4 separate regions of the Mus musculus genome follow, and all the other regions are linked to region 2. The links are chromatin loops, found by intact Hi-C in ENCODE. Cell type or tissue: heart. All regions are shown on one strand. Region 1 holds the start of Caprin2 (caprin family member 2). Region 2 holds the start of Ipo8 (importin 8). Region 3 holds the start of Ergic2 (ERGIC and golgi 2). Region 4 has its middle 19 kb from the start of Dennd5b.

Region 1 (5,000 bases), 65 kb after region 2:
ACTGGGATGACTGGATCACAGGCTAAATGACTCAGGAAGTAAGAAATTATCTAATCTTTACCATACAACTAACTGTGATGTTAGGCTAGTAAGAATCCAAGTCTCTTTACAAAGCTGTCTACAATACTTTCACCAATCTTAAACTGGTATCTAGCAGTGGGGAAAAATAATAAATGCTGAAACACTTTCTGGCTCATGGTAAAATGCTTCCAGAGACTGCAGCAGCCATACTGCTGTATCACTTGCTACAGTCACAAGGAAAACGAACTAAACTATCAAGCTATTCCTTATCTAAGCTACAATAATATAACTCAAGAAATGCATCAGACCTATAATAGCCAACTCTTCAAATATTTCAAAAGCAATGTGTGAAGAATAGTTATTCAGCTGTGTCGGCAAACAGAGCAAACATTTAGCCTGGATGCTTAATTGTTCCCAGGCAACTAAGTCTCAAGGTCGATTAAACTTGCAAGAAGATCTATGTTCTCTGATATAAAGAATGTCGAATCCTTAACCTGGCTTATGGTAATGCACACTCAGGGATGGGAGGGGTAGAAAGGTTACCTTCTTCTTCTCGATGTTCCTAATTTTGTGTTTAAGGCATATAAGTCCATTATCAATATAGGTTTCATATGCCTGGGAAGGAGATGCAGCAGAACTGAGAGTAGACTGCAGGGGGCTCAGAGCCCGCTGGTTTTCCCCTTGCTGATCCTGGTTCACTTGGGACTTGGCTGACTTCATACTTCCCACTTTTCCCTCCTCTGAATGGCCGGCCTGAAGGTGACTGGTAACCGAAAAGGGATGGAGAGAGTTGCACCACTGAAACAGATGAGGCTAAAGGATGGGGGCAGGAGGAGTTAAGTACCAATGTAAACTAAAGGTGCACAACGAGGAGCTTCTTTAAAATGAAATGAAGTCAAAACATAACGTTGATTCAGACAGCGTACTTCCACTCCCCTACTAAGGTTAATTGACACAAGCAATAGCCAATAAAGACAGTCTATACGTAGGCAAAATTTACACTATAGGAATGTTTCCAGAAGTTCTATTCCCCACATGGAGAACTGCTAAGCAAGCGGAAGGCTTCTGATCTCATTCTGAATAATTTCTATGGTCGGGGGCGGAGGGTGAGGGTTGCAGCCACAACTTCAAGCTATCTCAAAGTCTACGTGAACCAAGTTTCTTGTACTAAATGACAACACTCTTTGACTGTCCAGGACCTAACCAAGTGCATCCCCCTGGACACTGCTGCCAAGTCTCACAAACTGTACGCCGAGGTGGCTTCCAGTTGTGTTTACAGTAACTCACAATCACTCACTCCTATACTGGCAAGCCTTCCGCTACCCGCACCAAGGAACCGGGAAACCAAGGAGTCGGACACTTCAACTCTATTCAGAAATCCTGCCCGTAAGGAGCAAGACCAGAGCTAGACAGCCCCTGGACACCATTGCTCGTTCAAGTGCCCCAAGGGCCCGAGTAGAGGAGCCCCAGTCAGGGTCACAGTCTAAGGGCCCACGCAGCCCACCAGACGCAGAGCGCTCTGCAAAGCCGCTGAGAAGCCCGACCCCAGAATGCTGGGGCACCACGCTTCTCCACCCCGCCGCGGCCGCGCAGACCCACCCACCCCGCCGCCGTCCTGCTTCACCTCCCCGGCTGCCTCCGAAAGCGCGCGGGAGTCCTGCGCGCTGCAAAGTGGGCGAACTCCACCCCGCACTCCCTTCTCCCCCCGCGTCCCTTCCTCCCGCCTCAGCTTAGCCTGCGGCCACCGCCGACAGTGCACCCAGCCAACTCCGCTGCTCGCGCCCAAGCTGTCCCCCTCAAGGCGCGCGCAACTTATGTAGGCCGCGCACGGCGCGACCACGCCCAAATCCCGCCTATTTCCGGTCCTCTGCCCCGCCCTCTAGCACGCGAGCTCCCCTCGGAGGCTTCGCCTTCCGGTGTCCCCTCCCACTCCCCTCTCGTGCGCTAGACCACCACAGTCCGCCCTTTTCCGGTACCCGGGACCTGCGAGGGACAGGTCCTTTCCGGTGCCCCTCTCTGCAAGCCTGCGCTTGGCGCGTACCTTCCCTGCGCTTCTCTGTTGCGCCTGAGGCTGGTGTGAGATACTGCACCTGGTAGCATGGATGGGCCCGCTTGTTTCAGCCAGCACTGGTGCAGATGATTTCAATTCTTGGAAAAGAGGCAGCAAGTCCTGCGCAGAATGACCAGATAAGCCAGCCTTCAGGCTCTAATGGTTTAAATGGGCACTTCTAAAATACAAGAGCACCCTTGCCCCACAGATGATTTTTCATTGTAGAATGAGTCAGAGGACTCAGCCTGTAAGAGCAGCAGAGTAGATGACTGCAGCCTTTGTAGTAGGAGGGTATGCGCCAAGGCTATGTGTCGCTATGAAGCAATTCATTTCATTGGCACTAAAAGAGTTGTTAAAATTATTTGTTGGGCCGGGCAGTGGTGGCGCACGCCTTTAATCCCAGCACTCGGGAGGCAGAGGCAGGCAGATTTCTGAGTTCGAGGCCAGCCTGGTCTACAGCGTGAGTTCCAGGACAGCCAGGGCTACACAGAGAAACCCTGTCTCGAAAAAAAGAAAAAAAAAACAACAACAAAAAAAAGTTATTTGTTGGGTTGCATAAAGTTAACAGAAAACAGGAAGAATGTCAGCTTCTGAAGGACTGGTGGTAGTTCCTGTATCAAATGAGGTTTTAGGGGTAGATTACTCCCTAATACCAGGGAGGCAGGAACAGACCTAAACAAAAAACACTACCTCATAAACTAAATAAAATAATAAAGTTAATAAATTAAAACTTGTGCCCAAGTATTTTACCAAATAGAATTGGTTTTAAGTCCTATCCTTGAGGCAAGGGTAATTATTTAGAACAGGGCAGTCAAAAGCATAATCAAGTAAATAAATGGAAAGTCTGGACAAGACCACCCAAAAATCACCTTGGCTTTGGCACTTCTTGTTACCTATTACATGTTTACCTGCATGTATGTTTATGTACATGGTTGCCTGGTTCCTGCTGTAGGTCAGAAAAGGGTGTTGGATACCCTGGAACTGGAGTTATAAACAGTTGTGAACCACCACGTGGGTGCAGGGAATTGAGCCCAGGGAGGGCCTGTGGAAGAGCAGCCAGTGCTCTTAACCACTGAGTCATCTCTCCTCCCTGTCCTATTATGTTCTTTAATGTTGTATTTTAGCTTTGAATCTCTGAACTATACCTGCAACTTGAATATTAGACAAACACTATGTTGTCTGTTTTCCTCATTTATAACTAGAGAAAGAACAGGCTGCTGAACTGACCAATAGACTTACCTTTTGCCACACAGAGTGGCCATGAAGCCTGTGATGAGCACACCTTCAGATAACTGAACTGACACATTTATATTTGCATATGCCTTTGTTGGCCTATGCTAATAATGAACCCAAAAATAATATTTCCAACCAGGGGTTGTGGCACATACCTTTACAGGCACACAACTCCCAGCACTCAAGAGGCCGAGGCAGGAAGATTATAAGTCTGAGGATAGCCTGAATCTCCAGATTTACCATAACTATCATTTGGGCCATTAGATTGAGATATAATCCTAACTACTCAATGGGAGAATTGCTAATAAATCTGTTAATTTATTTAATAACATGGGACATAGGCTGAATCAAGAGAAAATACAAAAGCACAAATAATTAAATTTCAGTTGCAATAAGGGTATAGTTTGTATAAGCTTGTAATAACACTAGTAAGAGAATACCCCCACAATAATGTTGCAGCAGTGTTTTCTGAAAATTAAAAAAGGAGAATGACATACACACACAAAAAAGGAGAATGAATTGGGAAAAACTCTCAACTTTTCATGCCAGCTCTTCAGCAGCCGAGGCAGGAGGATCACGAGATCTAGACCAGCTTGTACCACTTAGGTACAAAACAACAAACAGAAGAGAGGGGCTCACGGGAGTGAGGGTGGGGTACAGTGGTAGATTGCCTGCCTAGCATGTATGAGGCCTAGGATTCCATCGTCAGCACAACAGAATTGTAAATATGAATTTTAAAATAGGGCTGGAGAGATGGCTCATCGGTTAAGAGCACTGACTGCTCTTCCAGAGATCCTGAGTTCAATTCTCAGCTACCACATGGTGGTTCACAACCATCTGTAGTGGGATCTTATGCCCTCTTTTGTCTGAAGAGAACAATGGTGCACTCATATACATAAGATAAACAAGTAAATCTTAAAAAAAAAAAAAAAAGATTTTGAAAGTATTCAGAGATAGGGGCCAGAGAGGAAGCTCAGTGGTTAAGGGCAGCTCTTCCAGATGACCTGAGTTCAATTCTCAGCATTACAAGAGGGCTCACAACTGTCTGTCTGTAATTCTGTCTTCTGCCTTCTGTGGGCACTAGGCATGCATATTGTTCAGAGACACATATGCTGGCAAAAAGATAACCTCATACACATAAAATTTAAAAAAAAAAAAAAAAACTTTTGCCAGGTGTAGTGGGGCAGCTTATAACCCCAGTACTCTAGGAAATAGAGGCAGATCACTGTGAGTTCAAGCTAGTCTGGTCTATATAAAGAGCCCCAGATCAGCCAAGATTTCATAGTGAGACCCTGTTGCAAAACAAAACAAAACAATGATAGGAATAATAAATAAATCCTTTGGGGGGGGGAAGATATACCCCTAGAATCTTTAGGCTGATGTTTCATTTTCCCTTCCTCAGTTCCTTATTTTTTCATAATTTTTTTTTTTGTCTCATCAATTGGGAAGTAAACTCAGAGTTTACCATGAAATTATTATATTCCAGATGAGTAAAAAATGTCACTTTTAATCAATGAGGAAAGAACATATTCAATGCATTCAATAAACACTTGTTGGACACCTGCAGTGCTAGGTCCACCCCTATAAATGTCAGTCACTGAGACAACCCAGCACCAGCCCATATGGAATTGAGCAGGGATTCATAAAAGTTGCAAGTAAGGCTGGGTATTGCTTCACATGCCTTGAATCCCAGCAC
Region 2 (5,000 bases):
TTTGGTTTGATTTTTATGGTTCTGGAGATGAGCTTAGGGCCTCCCACTGTAAAGCAAACTACAAGTAACAAGGAAAACGATCTTCTGATGAGACAGAATTTGGATTAAATTAATATGAAGAGAACACAGGATTGAACCTCTCCTGGTTCTGCAGGCTTCAAATCTTTTCTGTTTCCATAATATCAACTGCACTCATGTGTTGACAAATCAGGAAAAAGCAAGGTTAGGCTATGGGCAGAAAGTATAACATGGCACCAATGTTCCATATTAACACTACCAAAGGGATATCTGGTCCTGTGGTAAACGCAGTGTCAAACAGGCAGCCTCCCAGTGTACAGCAGCAGGATGTAGTCTAGCCCTTATGGCATTTTTATTAACTAAACCCTGATGACTGTTATTCTAGACAGTATTCTACAAAGTCTGGGACAGATACTGACACTAAGTGTCTCTTATTCTGGGGTGACAGTCCTTTCCTTTTTGAGACATCAAAGCATCCTTTTTGGCCATTCAATTCAACAAAACCTTGTGTGTGTTAGGATTACAGGACTGAGCAGAGTTGGAAATCACATAGGTAAGGCCTCAGGAATTCTTGGTTGAACACTCTACAGCCGAGCCAGATAGATATTAACAGGGTCTCGACTTTCGTTCTTACCTCTTGAGGATCCTGGATTCACGTGTCCCTCAAACACCACAGATTGTCAGTTAATATTTCTCTTTCAAGATTCAAAACATCTTTTATAACAAAAACAAACCTCTACTAGGGCAAACACACTGGCCAAGAAGAATCCTTATACTTCAGGAGGCACAGAATTGCCTGGGGAGCCACTTAAAACACAAACTTGTTTCTATTCCCAGGTTTTCAGGTTCTTTACATCAGGGATGAAGCCCATAATTTGCATACCCAACCGTTTTCAGAGAAGCATAGGCCACTGGTCTTAGCAACCCCTCAAGATCCACTAATTAAGGAATATCCCTTCACACTTGTAGCAAGCTCAATTGTCAAGCCATGTAAGGAAATTTTAATTTGTACATTTTAGTAAGAGGATGATAGTCCCTCTTACATGAGCAGAACCAGAGCTTGTGATATTACAATTCTGAAAGGTTGGGCCAGATGTGGTAACACACACCTTTAAACCCAGCAGACTAGAGGCAGAGGCAGAAGCAACAGGCAGATTTATGAGTTCCAAACCAGCCTGTTTAACACAGAATTCCAGGTTAACCAGAACTACACAGTGAGACCCTGTCTCTGAAATGAAAGGAAGAAAAAAAAGGAGGAGGAGGGAGAAGTATGGTATGGACAAAAAAAAAAAAAAAAAAAAAAAAAAAAGACGAGAGTAACACTGGAACAATGAATGTCTAGACTGCTTAGAAAAATGGAAAGCAGCTAAAGCAAAGTCACACACATTTCAGTATTCCAAAGAAATGCCTCAAATATTGTATTACTGGCCGGCCCAGTCTTTGAAATGGTACGGGGAAACCGCGTGCCCTTCCTAGAACTCTCTCGGACAGTGCTGCCCAGCGCTCCAGCAATACTGTGCCATGATCCACACTGCCACCGCCAGAAGCAGGCGAGGGGCAGGGTTTCCGACAGCAACACCTGAAAAGGGCGGGTCCGGAGAAAAGCTAGCTTAGCTTTGGTGAATTTTCCCACCGCGTCTCCACGTAAGCGCATTAAAGGAAAAGAAAACACACCCAAAGACCACTATCAATGGTTTCGTAGCTTCTTTGTGCTATGTGTCCAAGAGAACTGAGCAAGTGCACCAAGAAAAGGACAGATAGCCAACAGGTGCTCCAGTTGCTCCGCAGGGGTCCTGGTCTCAGGCTGGGGTTGGAGGAGAGAGGGAGAGAAGGGAGAAGAGTAGGAAAAAGAGAAAGAGGGGCAGCCCCTCGCTCACCTGGTTAAGCTCCGTCTCAGCTGCAATTCTCAGCTTTGGGTCGATAGTGCCCTTCAGCGCCTGGATGATCCGATTGAGGTCCATGTCCGCGGGCGGGAGCTCGGGTCCCAGAGCCAGCAGGCCGGGTTGCAGCCGGGATGTCTCCTGGCCCTTTTTGGCCCCCTCTACCTCAGGGGACCACCTCACCCCCACCCCCTGCCGCTGCCACCACCGCCTGCAGCTACTTGCTGCGCCACTCTGACTCCGCGCCCCCTGTCCTCCCTCCTTCCCCCCGACAACTCTCTCTCCATTCACCTTTTACGACAGCCGGTGGGAGGTGGAAGAGGAAACGGAGACTCCTTTACGGCTGCCTCTTCCCCTGGCGTGCTGCACTGACCAGCACCCGCCAGAGACGCCATGATGCTCGTCTCAGGAGCCGGCATTCATTGCACAGCGGTGCTGCTACAGGAAGTCGCTCAAGTTTGTTCCAAACACCAGACTCCCGCAGACGGCCGCCATGATGCGGTACGGAAATCCTAGCTTGTCCACCCACTGGTGTGACCAAAGTAAGTTAATTGGCCTGGCATCTATTTACAGTTGTTGCAAATTAGGCATATCTAAAGGGAGTGGTACTTTTTGTTCGAGAACTCTGAACATCACAACTGAGCTGTTTCAAGACAAACTTACTGGAATCCTGAACTTACGTAGCTTACAGAAGAGGTTTCCTTTAATGTTTGAGCGCCACCCTTTATCCTGCCATTCATTCTTTGAACATTTGTTAAAAATGTTTACAGACAGGCACCATGTTATAATAACAAGATAAAATTTAATGCAGGTTTGTATGTATGAAAACTCAAAATCTAATAGATAATCAAATGTGTGTGTGTGTGTGTGTGTGTGTGTGTGTTTCTCTTTAGAGTGTAAAAACACAAAAATGCAGTAGTCAAGGAAACTATATGACCAAAAGTGCCCAAAATGTCCAGACTTTCACTGTGAAAGGCAAGAAGGGTTATGCTGTTTCCATCTACAACTGCAAAGCATACAAAACATAAAGTAAAGATGATTGTGGGCAAATGCTGCTGAGATGTGATCCTCCAAGGAGCATATAATTACGATGTATTGGTTCAATTAAATTTAAGAACAGTGTAGAAAATGAGACAGGATGTATGCTATATGACTGATTGCTTCCAGCAATGCCCATTTCAGTCCATTATGCACACAGCCATCAGAATGAAAAATGCATTTTCAATTTGAAATGTTACCTTTGCTACCTGCACCCCCAATTTCCTTTACTTATGATATCAACTCTAATAGACCTTTGAGTGGAAACATCTAGTTTCTTTGGAAAGTTATGTCAAATGATGGTTTGCAGGAGCACACAGGTGGATGTCAGTGCTAAAGCAGACACAGGTAAAAGGATATTTTGCTGGAGCAGACACAGGAAAAAAGTTTTTCCTCTAGCAGACACAGGTGAAAGGATGTCTTGATATAGCAAACACGTGAAAGGATGCTTGATGAAGGAGTATAAATATGACCCCCAAAGACAGTGGGAAACAAGCAATGAGCGTTGGTTTGCTCTGCCTTGCTAACACTCTATGAGCCTTCTATTGTTGCGTTCAACTTGTGGTAACACCAGCACTGAGAAAAATTCGTCCAAGAACTGCTTGTGAAGTTCCTGCAGCAGCTAGTAGCTTCTGCTGGTGAACCTGGCAATTTCTTCAGGATTGAACAACAGCTTCTGGTTCCTGCCTAGTGTCTGCCTGCCTAGAGAACTGGTCTGCAGCTGCTGAGTCTTATTTGGTGATTGCTACAGGACTGAACTACTGAGAAAGATCAAGCTCACCCACAAAGAAATACTGCTGAACAGGCTCACTCTCCCCGTACCCTAATAACTTTTCTCTTCCACTACTTCTGCTGGATGGTGGGCTAAAGGAGAGGGTGAACTCTTATTAAAGTAGGTTGCAAAAAATTATTACAAGCCTTTTTCACTGTTTTTGATACAAGATCTCTCTTCATAGCCCAGGCTGGTCTCAAACATGGGGCAATCCTGCTGCTTCAGCCAAGTGCTGGTATTCCAGCCATGAGCCTCACTTCAATGTCCTCTTTTCTACTTAAAGCCTATTCTCCTGTCTTTCCCTTTAAAATTTTACACTTGTTCTCCAACTCACTCATTCCTCTACTATTGAACTATTCATTCCTGACTACACATCATTTCCTGCTTTCCAACTCAACTACTGAAGAGTACCTTTGACCTATTGGGCTCATTGATAACACTATGTGTGTCTAAGGGAAAGAACACGTGTTTGTAATACAGCTTTTTCTCTTCATACTCAGTGATCAATCCTGTTCCTTGTTTTTAACCAGCACTATTCTCTCATTCCCTCAGTACCTGTTCTGAATCCTTCAGGACTTTTCTCGGGTACCCCACTCCATCTTAAAAAAAAAAAAAAACTACAAAAATGAGCAAAGCCCTGGCAGCTCCATTCACCCATTCCCAGATTCACCTGTGTACCTGTGCACCTCATTCCCTACATCCTGAATGGAATCTCTCCCATCTTCTCCAGAGTCTGGCTCCATAAACTCCACCTCTATTTTAAATATTTTCTCATTAAAATAAATTTGGTGGGCTGGAGAGGTGACTCACTTATCAAAAGGGCCTGGGATTGATTCTCAGTACCCACAAGTTGGCTCAAAACCATTCATAACACTGGTTCCAGAGAATCTAATACCCTCTTCTGACCTCATCAGGTACCAGGCATTCACAGTTATACAATCAAGCAAAACCTGTAAAGTAAATCTTTTAAAAATTGACATAAAAATAAAATAAAGTTGGGCTATTTATTACATGTTCTTTGCTGACAATTTCTTAAGATTTCTTTTTTCCTAGATGTCCGCCCTCTTTCTCCCCAACTAACTCAACTTCAATTTCTAAGTCCTTCCAGCTGCACAGAAAGATGGGGTGAGAGAATCACCAACCTGGACAAGACAGCTAAACACCAACTTAAAAACATAAAAAACATTAAAAAAAAAAAAAGGAAGAACTTTAAAACCTTAACTAATGATGTCTTAGTTAGGGTTTTACTGATGTGAACAGACACCATGACCTAAGCAACTCTTATAAGGACA
Region 3 (5,000 bases), 620 kb before region 2:
TGGTTTGTTTGCTATCTCCCATAACTGTCCTGTATATTTAAACAAAAGTAAAACCTCAAGGATATGGTGATAGCAGCTAAGACAATACTTAGAACAACTGCTTAAGATACGTAAGAAACAGGATACAGAACTGAGGACACCACACACACCTGCTTTTCAAATTGAGTTTGATTACTTCTGCAAACAAACAAACAAAAAGGATTTATTTTGAAATGAAACTTATTTAATGAAATTTATTGGGGAGGGGGCACCTGTACCATTGCACTCATGTAGATGTTAGAGAACAACAATTTATCTTCTATTACAAATGTTTTGAGTCACCTTCTATTTATAAAATATATTTTTAAAAAAAGTCTTTGAAAACGTACTTAGTTGAAATCATAGTGGATTAGGACGATCCCAAATTAAAGACTGATGGATGTCCTTTCAAGTCTGTGTGAAGACCCAATATACAAGGGAGATGCTATACAGAGAGAGTAGAGTGACCTGTTGTCCTGGGTTGCTCAGAAGCCAGAACACCAAAGAAGCACCATGTCCCAGGCCTTCTGAGAAAACAGGGCCCTTCCACTATTTTAAGCCTCCCAGTTTACAGTAAATGGTCTAATCTTATAACTTTCTTAATGATTTAAAAAAAAAAAAGTTCCTGGGACAGCAAGTAATATACTGTACAAGCTTTGTGACCGGAAAAACACAAACCAATCAGCAAACTCTCTTGCTGGGGACTTCTTACTAGCTGTTATGACAAATCTGAGGGTCTTCAACTTCTCAGAATTCCTTCCAGATTATTATCTAAAAGGGTAGGACATATGGGCTGCCAGTTATTAATCAAAATAGAAGTGGGGTGTTAGTTGGGCAGTGGTGGCGCATGTCTTCAATCCCAGCACTTGGGAGGCAGAGGCAGGCGGATTTCTGAGTTTGAGGCCAGCCTGGTCTACAAAGTACGTTCCAGGACAGCCAGGGCTATACAGAGAAACCCTGTCTCGAAAAAAACAAATCTTCTTCAGTCTCTACTGAAGCACTTCTCTGGCTTTTTGAGGTAAGTATTACTATAAGATTCTCATTTTATTGGTGAGGAAACTAGGGCACAAAAGTCAAAAGACAAGCTGTCATTAAAACACCAAATTAAAATCTAGGAAAACTATTAAAAAGAATTTGTAGCACACACAGTCTAAAACCAACTTCTGTTTAAAAATGAATTATTTAAATGGCAAACCCTGGTGAAAATAAATGCTGTTTTGTAAATCTTTGTTGTTCATGTTCTAGACTACAGTGACTTCCTTTCAGAAGTCCTCTAACTTGCCATGTTTCTTTAATGTGTACCTCCGAAGTGAAATCAGGTGTAATACTCAGCAAAGCAGTCAAGTTTACTATCTGAAAGAAAGCTGCTTCCCAGGACCCTCACTACAAAAGCATGGAATTTCTATTTCTCAGGATCTTCCTCTACAAGCTGGAATAGTAACTTAAGGTTAACTAATAAGAAAGGTAGGCAAAGAGACCTTCCGCAAGGCAGCAGCACACTCGTTTCTTTAGGTACGGACGTACACTGGAGGTTGGAGAAGTGAAATTCGGAATTACAACTTCAAACCAATGAAGAATGCCTAATTTAACTATCTTTAATTGCTTCCGAACGAAAGCCTATCTCGAAACACCGAAACAGCTGTTACTTGCCTATAGCCTAGGGCACCGAATTGCACGCCTAAAGTTAATGACACGTTTGCCCGTAGATCTCCGAGATCTCGTCTACGATACCCACGGCGGTCCCGTATCAGGAGCTGAGCCGTCATCCCCTGGATGGGTCAACAGCTGACAAACGGGACACACACACACCACCTGCCTCGGCGTCTGCGCCCGCCCCGGCCCCTCTCTAGGCCCGGCTTTTAATTTACGGCGAGAGTGACCACGGTGCTGGCAGGGTCGCTGCTGTCCACGACAGCCTGGACGAGACAACGAAGGGCGCGGCCGATCACCGAAGCTCCCTGGCCGCGGGCGCGGACGCCGGCGGCACTCGGCAGGAACGCCCCCGGGCAGCGGAGCGGCTCCGCGGCCAGCTGCTCCGCAGAGCCGCGACGAGTACAGGCCAGTGCCAGGCCTGGGAGCCCCCTCAGCCGCGCCCAGGTCCCCGTCCGCCCGTAACCGCCGAAGGAAACGGCCCCGGCAGGGTTTTAGCGTCTTACCTAGTGGTACGGTCCCAGCCGACCGCCATGTTTCACAGAAGCCCGGGTCGCCCGAGCCCGGCGCACACGAAGATCTCGCGAGAACAAGAGCAACTCTCACGGCTGACCATGTCCGAAGGGAGCGCAAATGGAGAACTCGCGATACTTTCCGCGTTGACGGTATGTGATCTAATCAAGCGGCGCGGTCAACCTGAAAGGGGCGTGGCTACGTGGAAACTAAGTGAAAATAGGAGGCCGGTCCCTTTCCAGGAAGGGGAAGTTACCTTCCGCCTGACCCCGAGACAAACCGACTGGAACGGCGCTCCGCACTACAGACCGGAAGTGATCACCAGCCACCTTAAGGCGCCGGCCACACTGCAGCTCAGGTGGTTGAGAGGCCTCCGGCTTTGCGTCTTCATTTATTCCGGTCTACAACACCTAAACCTCCCTTGTCGGGCGTGGAGAACGGTTTCGATTATTCGGTCAGTGTGCTTAAGGATTCCCTAAAAGTAAGCTACGCAAGAAAGCCCGACAGTGTGTGCTCATGGCCCTTCACAGCACAGGACGGAATAGAGGGGCTTTGGAAAAAAAGTTGGCTCCGAAATGCTGGAGAGGAACCCACTCAAGCTCCCGTCCTACCCATTTGCTACCAAATTTTACAGGCACGCGTTGTGGTTTAAAAACAGTTTTAAGGAAAGCGTACTTATGACGAATGTCTACACAGAAAGCACTGTTTTCTCTAATCTTCACAATACTATTGCCAAGAAATACCACTATTTACTTGGTTAGTAGGTAAGGGTTTGAGTTTTAAGAGGGAGGTAAAGAGTAGTTAAGAGCTGTCAAAGAGAAACAGGCTGGGAGATCTTGACTACAGATTGACTGTGTGTATACTCCTTTACTGAAAAGAGACCCTCATCCTTCAAACCAAGGACAAATGCATGCACTCTGGTGGCAATTTAATCTCCAGACTTTCAAGACTACTCCAATTAATCATAAATTCCTATTTGACTTAAGGTTCGTGGATAATAAACACAGCCTCAAGCCAAGATTACCTAAATTAAATATCCAATCTAACTTGTTAATATCGTGACTTTGAGCATATTGCATTTCTTTGTATCTCTATCCCCTCATCTGTCAAATGGGCATAATAATGTGTTGATACATGTCTAAAATGCAAACTTACCTCACTTGTAATCTATCGGCAGCTCCTCCCTGTCGTCTCCATACCCAGGTCTACAGTGTATAGGCTGTAGCTTGGATAAAGGCAGGACTGTTGTTCATTTAGTTACACCTGATCCTTTGTCTCCAGGGCACGTTTCCTTTAGAGTAATAACGATCCCCCTGAGAGTTGGGTTTCACAACATAGCAAAACTAAATAATTTGACCCTGCTATTTTTAGAAAAACAATTTTAAAAGCTAACAAGCATAAAAGTTAATTTTTCCCGAAGAGTGAAACTTCTTAACCAATGAATCAATCATTTAGCTTCTCTGGTTTTCTTTAATGCTTCTCTTTCTTTGCTTCGTTTTGTTGTTTTGTCTGGTGCTTGGCATCAGATTTGGAGCCTGATACAAGTGAAGCTGTACCACTGAACTACATTGCCAGGAAGACCTGCCTGACTTTATAGGTTAATTTTCATATTATTGGTGGCATAATATATGGGAAACAGTCTGCTTTTTAGAGACTCCATCCCATTATGTTTCATTTATTGAAGAGAGGTTTAGGAGTAGGGTTAAAATGCTCAAACTATATTTTTATGACATCCTTTTAATTCTCCGTAGATTGGGGACAAGCTTTAGCTAGTTAATAACAAAAGAGAAACTAATATTACTCTCTAAGGTTCACATGTACCTCAAGTGGCTTTTGTGTCTTATTCTTTTTTTGTTGTTTGTTTTGTTTTTTCGAGACAGGGTTTCTCTGTGTACCCCTGTCTGTCCTGAAACTCACTCTGTAGACCAGGCTGGCCTCGAACTCAGAAATCCGCCTGCCTCTGCCTCCCAAGTGCTAGGATTAAAGGCGTGTGCCACCACCGCCCGGCATGTCTTATTCCTAACCCAAATCTATTCTTCTTTATATATGAACATCACCACCAGCCTCAAATTTGATTGGATCACAGTCTTCTGTGTTTGTTTCTTCTCCCTAGCTGCCAATCTCAGTGTTGTTTGTCCTGAAACTGTTGCCCAGCTTCTCAGCTGTACATAGAGCCTCTTTATCACAGGCTTCAGCTAGAGGTGACTACTAATTCTCTATTCATATTTTGTATTAACTAGTTTTTATTTGCCCAGACAGACTTTACCTATATCCCAGGCTGATCATGAACTTGGGCAGATCTTCTGCCTCAGCTTCCCAAGGGATTACAGGTGTGTGAAGTAGAAACTTATAGTTTCTTTGGAAAGTTAGTTATGTCAAATGATGTTTTGCTGGGGCACTCAGGTGAAAGGATGTCTTGCTAAAGCAGACATAGATGAAAGGATGTTTTCCTGAAGCAGACACAGGTGAAAGGATATCTTGCTATATAGCAAACATGTGGAAGGACCTGAGATGAAGGAGCATAAATGTGACCCCACAGGTGTGAGCCACCACACTTTGCTCTGAACACGTTTTCAACATTGTCATTTATGGGCTTCTGCCATTTTTTCCATGTACCTACTTGGAGCTTGAAAATCTGAGTTTTCTTATTTATATGAATATGTAGGTCCATGATATTTCAGTAGTTCCCAACTTTATTTTTAATCTTGGGAATTGTTTAGTTCCTTTCAGCTTTTTGAGATTCTCTGATAAGATATTGAAATCTTTCTGTATTTTCCTTAAACTCATCAAATTTCCTTTAAACAATGATCTCAGCAGCT
Region 4 (5,000 bases), 290 kb after region 2:
TGCTTGTATGCTGCCTTGCCTCCATTATGAAGATAAAGGACTAAACCTCTGAAACTGTAAGCCAGCCCTAATTAAATGCTTTCTTTTATGAGTTTCTGTGGTCATGGATCTCTTCACAGCAATAGAACACTGAACAAGAACCTGCCTAATAAATCAAGGACCCTGGGATCTAGTTCCCAATACTATATAAAATATAAAATAAAATCAACGACCTTGTTTGGTTCATTGGCCTTTTAAAAATTTAATTTTGGAGATTGGATGATGGCTCAGTGGTTAAAAGGGCTATCTGCTCTTCCAGAGGACCTGGGTTTGTTTCAACTAAACTGAAGTGTCAGCATTTGTGTCCGTGTTGCTCATTTTAAGCTGTTTGGGGCTGGAGTTAGCCCAGCCTGTTGAGTGCTTTTTTAGCAAACACAAACACTTGGACTTATTTCCAGCACTTTGTAAACCAGGTGTGGTAGTGCACTGCTATGGTCAGCACTGGGGAGAATGGAGGTAGGATTATAAATTCAAGGCCTTCCTTGGTTTGGTAAGTTTGAGAACAGCACAGATAAGGCACAGATAAGGTCCTGTCTCAAAAACAAACCAAACTAACAAAACAAAAAGAAAACAAATAAAAACCCACCACCAACAACAAAACACAAGTTTTATTTACCATTGATCTAATTTTGGATCAAAAAGGGACACTAAGAACCTGCTGCCAAGCAAGTTTGTTCCAAACAAGACAAGTTTGCCAGGGAAGCATGAATGAGCTCTTGACAGACTTGTATCCAAGAGTCTCTAGGTCCAGTGAACACCTGCATTTCATCCTTTATCTAAAATACAACATGTGAAACAGGAAATATAAAATTTGGTAGTGTCAGTGTTCAAGTTTTACTTAGTCCCTGTTACTCTAAAAAAACAGTTTTGTTTTTTTTTTTTAAATCCTCCACAATCCATTTTCTGGAAAACAGCTTACTTCAAAGACCCGCCCTTCCTGTAGGACTTTAGTACGCCTTTCAGGTACTCCTCTTTGTTTGCCTAGGACAAGAACAGACAGGAGGCTTCACAATTCTTTGATAAATGATAAATGATTAGCTGAGTTGTTTGTTCCACTGATCACCAGGAGCAAAGTGCTTGTTAGTCAAACTTTGATTAAGCCCTTTTTCTTCCCAGGCCCCTGAACCTTGGCCCACACTCAGTCTGAGTCAACAAGTGTCCCTAGAGGACAACTGGCCTCAGGGTTATTCTCAGATCAGCACACACCCTTTCCATAGTCTCTTGTTGAAATAGCGCTCTTCTACTGCAGAGGCTCCCTGACCCTCTAAATGTTACTTTTAGATAAAAGTCTCTCTTTACTAAGTCTGGATTTTTAAGTTTAAAGATGCAGAAGTACAAGACAATCTCTCAGCTCCTTTGAGCTTTAGCTAGTGCACACGTTGTTAATACTCTTCAGCCCTGCTGGTGAATTTCTAGTGATTCCAGTGGCTTGCTCTGACAAATGATGGTAAAGGCAGATAGTTAAGATGATGGAAAGATTGTTTGCATTGTCTTATATATACCATTGCATTTAATCCCTCTAACTTCTATAAAAAGTACTATCTTTCAGCTGTTTCACAGGTAGGGAAAATGAGGCCTGGAAGAGTTCAAAACATTCTCAGACAGCCCGTGAGTTGTAAAATTGGGTGCAAATCTGGATCAATCTGAGGTCACAATTGGTTCAGTGTTGGAAAACATCTTTACTCCCTCTGCACAGATCCTGACAGTACAGATAACCACAGTGAAGACTGACTGAGCCTCTCTCTTGGCAACAGCATTTGAGGGAAGGAGTTTTTGTAACAGTAGCCAAACTACAAAATTAATCATCCTGTTTCATACCTATTCCACACCCAGACCCTTCATTTTGATCTGAGGGACCTTGAGTGTTTACTTGATAATGGTATGGCTACGGATGAGAAGCACATGAAAAAGCTACTACTGTTCTGCTAGGATCTAGGTTGGTAACAACAGGGAGGACACATGTCCACCTGCTGAACACAGCCCATCTCATGGAACCGTTGCAGCTGCAGAGGCTGAGGTCTGTGGTAAAAATAAACACTTTTTAAAAGGAGTCAGAGTGTGTGAATTACATAAATGAATAAATACCCCCCTCTCCTGGCTATTGTGAGCATTGCAACAGCTTTATTAATGAGCTCCTCCACTAGGCATTTTAGAGTCCCAGCATCTTAAGGTCACAGCATTGGTGCTGGCCTACAATACCAATACCAGGAGGCTGTAGCAAGAGGATCAGAAGTTCAAGATCATTCTTGACTACAAAGCAAGTTGGAGGCACAGTAGGAAAACGTGCTTACCACCAAACCTTGTCTCCTTAGCTGATGCCACCACCTCCTCTTTTTCTTCCTCCTCCTCCTTTTTTTTTTTTTTAAGATTTATTTAATATTATATGTAAGTACACTGTAGCTGTCTTCAGACACACTAGAAGAGGGAGTTAGATCTCGTTACAGATGGTTGTGAGCCACCATGTGGTTGCTGGGATTTGAACTCTGGACCTTCGGAAGAGCAGTCGGGTGCTCTTACCCACTGAGCCATCTCACCAGCCCTCCTCCTCCTTCTTTAACTGAATCTTGTTATATGACTACCCGGGCTACCCTGGTATTCCTGATCTTCTTGCCTCAGCTTTCTGCTGAGATTACAAGTGTTACCTTCAAAATAAATTTACTCCAGATACCCATAATAAATAAATAGGAAGAATTTTTGAAGTATTTCAAAATGAGTTTATGGGTTCTCTTGAATGGCTGAGAATTTTGGGGAATTCTGATTTCTCAATCTGAATCATAATGACTGACAACTTATCCAAGAGGCTGAGGCAGAAAGACCGATGAACACTCAAAGATAGTGGGCTACACAGTGAAATCCTCTCTCAACAAAGATAATAAAGAACTGATATCTTCCAGTAATTTGAGAATACCACCCTAGTTTAATACTCTCTGTGACCTATGGAAGATTAAAGTTTCACAATCTCAGAAAAGTACAACTTACAAATAGTTGTAGGTCCTAATTTTGACATAATCTGAAGTCTAAAGATAGGGAGAAAGAGTCAGTGTTCTTCCATTTATGGAGAGAGTTCTACAATTAAAACATTCTTCAAAATTAAGGGATATTTCAGGAAGCTCAACTTCCTGACCCTCTTCTTTCTTTAGACAGGTTCTCACTACGTAGTTTTGCTTGAGCTGAAACTTACTATGTAGAATAGACCAACCTGACTCTAGGAAATCTGTGTACAAGGATGTTAATGTGTAAGTCTGTGTAAGACTGTGTTGCTAGGAATCAAACCCAGTGTCTGTGTACGTGTGCATGCTAGGCAAGCATTCTACCACTAAGCTATATTCCCTGACAGGAAACTTTTTATAGATTAAAGTGCTCATTACGTTAAAATGTTTTTTGATGATCTCACAAGGAGATAAAATGTTTTATTTTTCCCTGCTAGTAAAATTTTATACAATCTAAGAAAGTGGCCAGGCGAGATGGCTCTCTGGGATAGTGTTTCCTTTGTAAAACCCGAGTTTAATTCCAGGTTGTACACACACAAAATATATAAAGGTAATCTTTTACAAATGCCCCTGAAGCTCAACACTATATATGATGAGAAGGAAAGGTAGGGAGAGAAGAAGGAAGGAGGATGCAAAACAACTCTGAGGTCAGATTGCTAGATTTGGTATTCCAGATTTCAAAGGGGTAAATCATCTGTTCCAGCAGATAAAAGCCACCAGGGCTGCATTGACTGGAATAAATCTATAGGCTCTTGAAAGAATGAAGTTAGTCAATTAACCCCAAGACTACATTTGAAAGTATTTGAAAAGTTACATTAGAGAGGCAACAAAAATCAGATTATATTCTGAATGTCTAATAGTCCAAAGGTCACATGGTAATTTGCATTGAACTAAATACATTAAGTAGCAGGTTGTCTTCTTTTCCTCCTCTCCCTCCTTCTTTCTCTTTCTTTTGTCTAGGGTCATACTTAGTGTTCTAGACTAGCATCAAACCCAAAGTGATCCTTTACAGTCTGCTGTCTGTCTGTCTTTCTGTCTGTCTGTCTATCACTCTGTCTCACTATGTAGCTAAGGAGCTAGTGAGATTTCTATATATAGACCAGGCCAGCCTCAAATTCATAAGAGATTAGCCTGCCTTTACCTCTGGAATACTATGATCAAAGGCATGCACCATCCCCACTGGCTGTTATTTATCTTAAAGGTTTTTAAATTATGTATGAGTAAGGGCACATGAGTGCAGGTGTCCTTATAGGCCAGAAGAACATGCCAAATCCCCTGAAGTTGGAGTTACAGGTGGTTGTGAGCTGCTTAAACAGGGAGGTTGTGGCTCTCCCTGTTTACATGTCACTTGGCAGGCAGATATTAGCAATGGCTTCCTGGTGATCAACTGAGGCTTCTCTCTTCTTTCTTTTACTTAAAAAACAAAGCAAGGGCTGGCGAGATGGCTCAGTGGTTAAGAGCGCCGACTGCTCTTCCGTAGGTCCCGAGTTCAAATCCCAGCAACCACATGGTGGCTCACAACCATCCGTAACGAAATCTGATGCCCTCTTCTGGAATGTCTGAAGACAGCTACAGTGTACTTACATATAATAAATAATTCTTTAAAAACAAAAAACAACAAACAAACAAACAAAAAAGCAAAATACTAGTTTCTCTGACTAGCCTGGAACTTGCAGTGACCCTCTGCTTCTGCCACCACACTCGCCTAACATTTTTTAAGAGAACATCCAGTCAAGATCTAGTTGTACTGCTTTGAGGACCTTTTGTATTCTGTATACAGAATTTGTCCTTTTGTGTGTGGGGTGGTGCTGTGGACCTTTTGTATTCTGTATACACAATGTGTGCTTTGTGTGTGTGGCGGGCGGGGGTGGGGTGGGGTGGGGGAGTGTTGTAGACTGAACTCAAGCAAGCAAGGTAAATGTTTTGCCAATGAACTACAGTCTTGTCCCTTTTTTATTTAAATTTTTTAAA

What was found. Peaks named below come from ENCODE experiments on the same cell type or tissue, not always from the same donor. Only the 100,000 strongest peaks of a DNase experiment are listed, where the experiment ranks them.
Region 1: it touches region 2 in a loop (4-fold over the local background); 8 of 42 quality-filtered maps call a loop at or near these places.
Region 3: a loop joins it to region 2, with 11 times the contacts of the local background. A loop is called at or near these places in 10 of 42 quality-filtered maps.
Region 4: it touches region 2 in a loop (2.3-fold over the local background); 4 of 42 quality-filtered maps call a loop at or near these places.

Annotation. Positions count from the first base shown.
Region 1 is chr6:148,894,373-148,899,372 of GRCm38, forward strand. Caprin2 (caprin family member 2) reads right to left here and starts at 1,865. Exons shown (of 19, transcript NM_181541.4): 1 at 1,646-1,865; 2 at 565-784. The coding sequence starts at 741. In heart, a CTCF peak has its summit at 1,958; a DNase peak (open chromatin) is centred at 1,869; H3K4me3 peaks cover 1,928 bases; H3K27ac peaks cover 1,399 bases.
Region 2 is chr6:148,829,269-148,834,268 of GRCm38, forward strand. It overlaps Ipo8 (importin 8), which reads right to left and starts at 2,199. Exons shown (of 25, transcript NM_001081113.1): 1 at 1,896-2,199. The coding sequence starts at 1,979. 2610017A05Rik (a long non-coding RNA gene) reads left to right here and starts at 2,352. Exons shown (of 2, transcript XR_869626.1): 1 at 2,352-2,440; 2 at 3,597-3,846. In heart, a CTCF peak has its summit at 2,281; a DNase peak (open chromatin) is centred at 2,263; H3K4me3 peaks cover 2,152 bases; H3K27ac peaks cover 1,250 bases.
Region 3 is chr6:148,209,796-148,214,795 of GRCm38, forward strand. Ergic2 (ERGIC and golgi 2) reads right to left here and starts at 2,579. Exons shown (of 14, transcript NM_026168.4): 1 at 2,175-2,579. It overlaps 4732416N19Rik (RIKEN cDNA 4732416N19 gene), which reads left to right and starts at 2,493. Exons shown (of 2, transcript NR_015615.1): 1 at 2,493-2,635. In heart, no CTCF peak of the experiment used is centred here; a DNase peak (open chromatin) is centred at 2,336; H3K4me3 peaks cover 2,371 bases; H3K27ac peaks cover 2,137 bases.
Region 4 is chr6:149,117,960-149,122,959 of GRCm38, forward strand. No RefSeq gene overlaps it. Among named protein-coding and RNA genes, the nearest start is that of Dennd5b, 19 kb to the left of the region's middle. In heart, CTCF peaks have their summits at 1,228 and 2,143 (motif pointing left); DNase peaks (open chromatin) are centred at 1,182 and 2,052.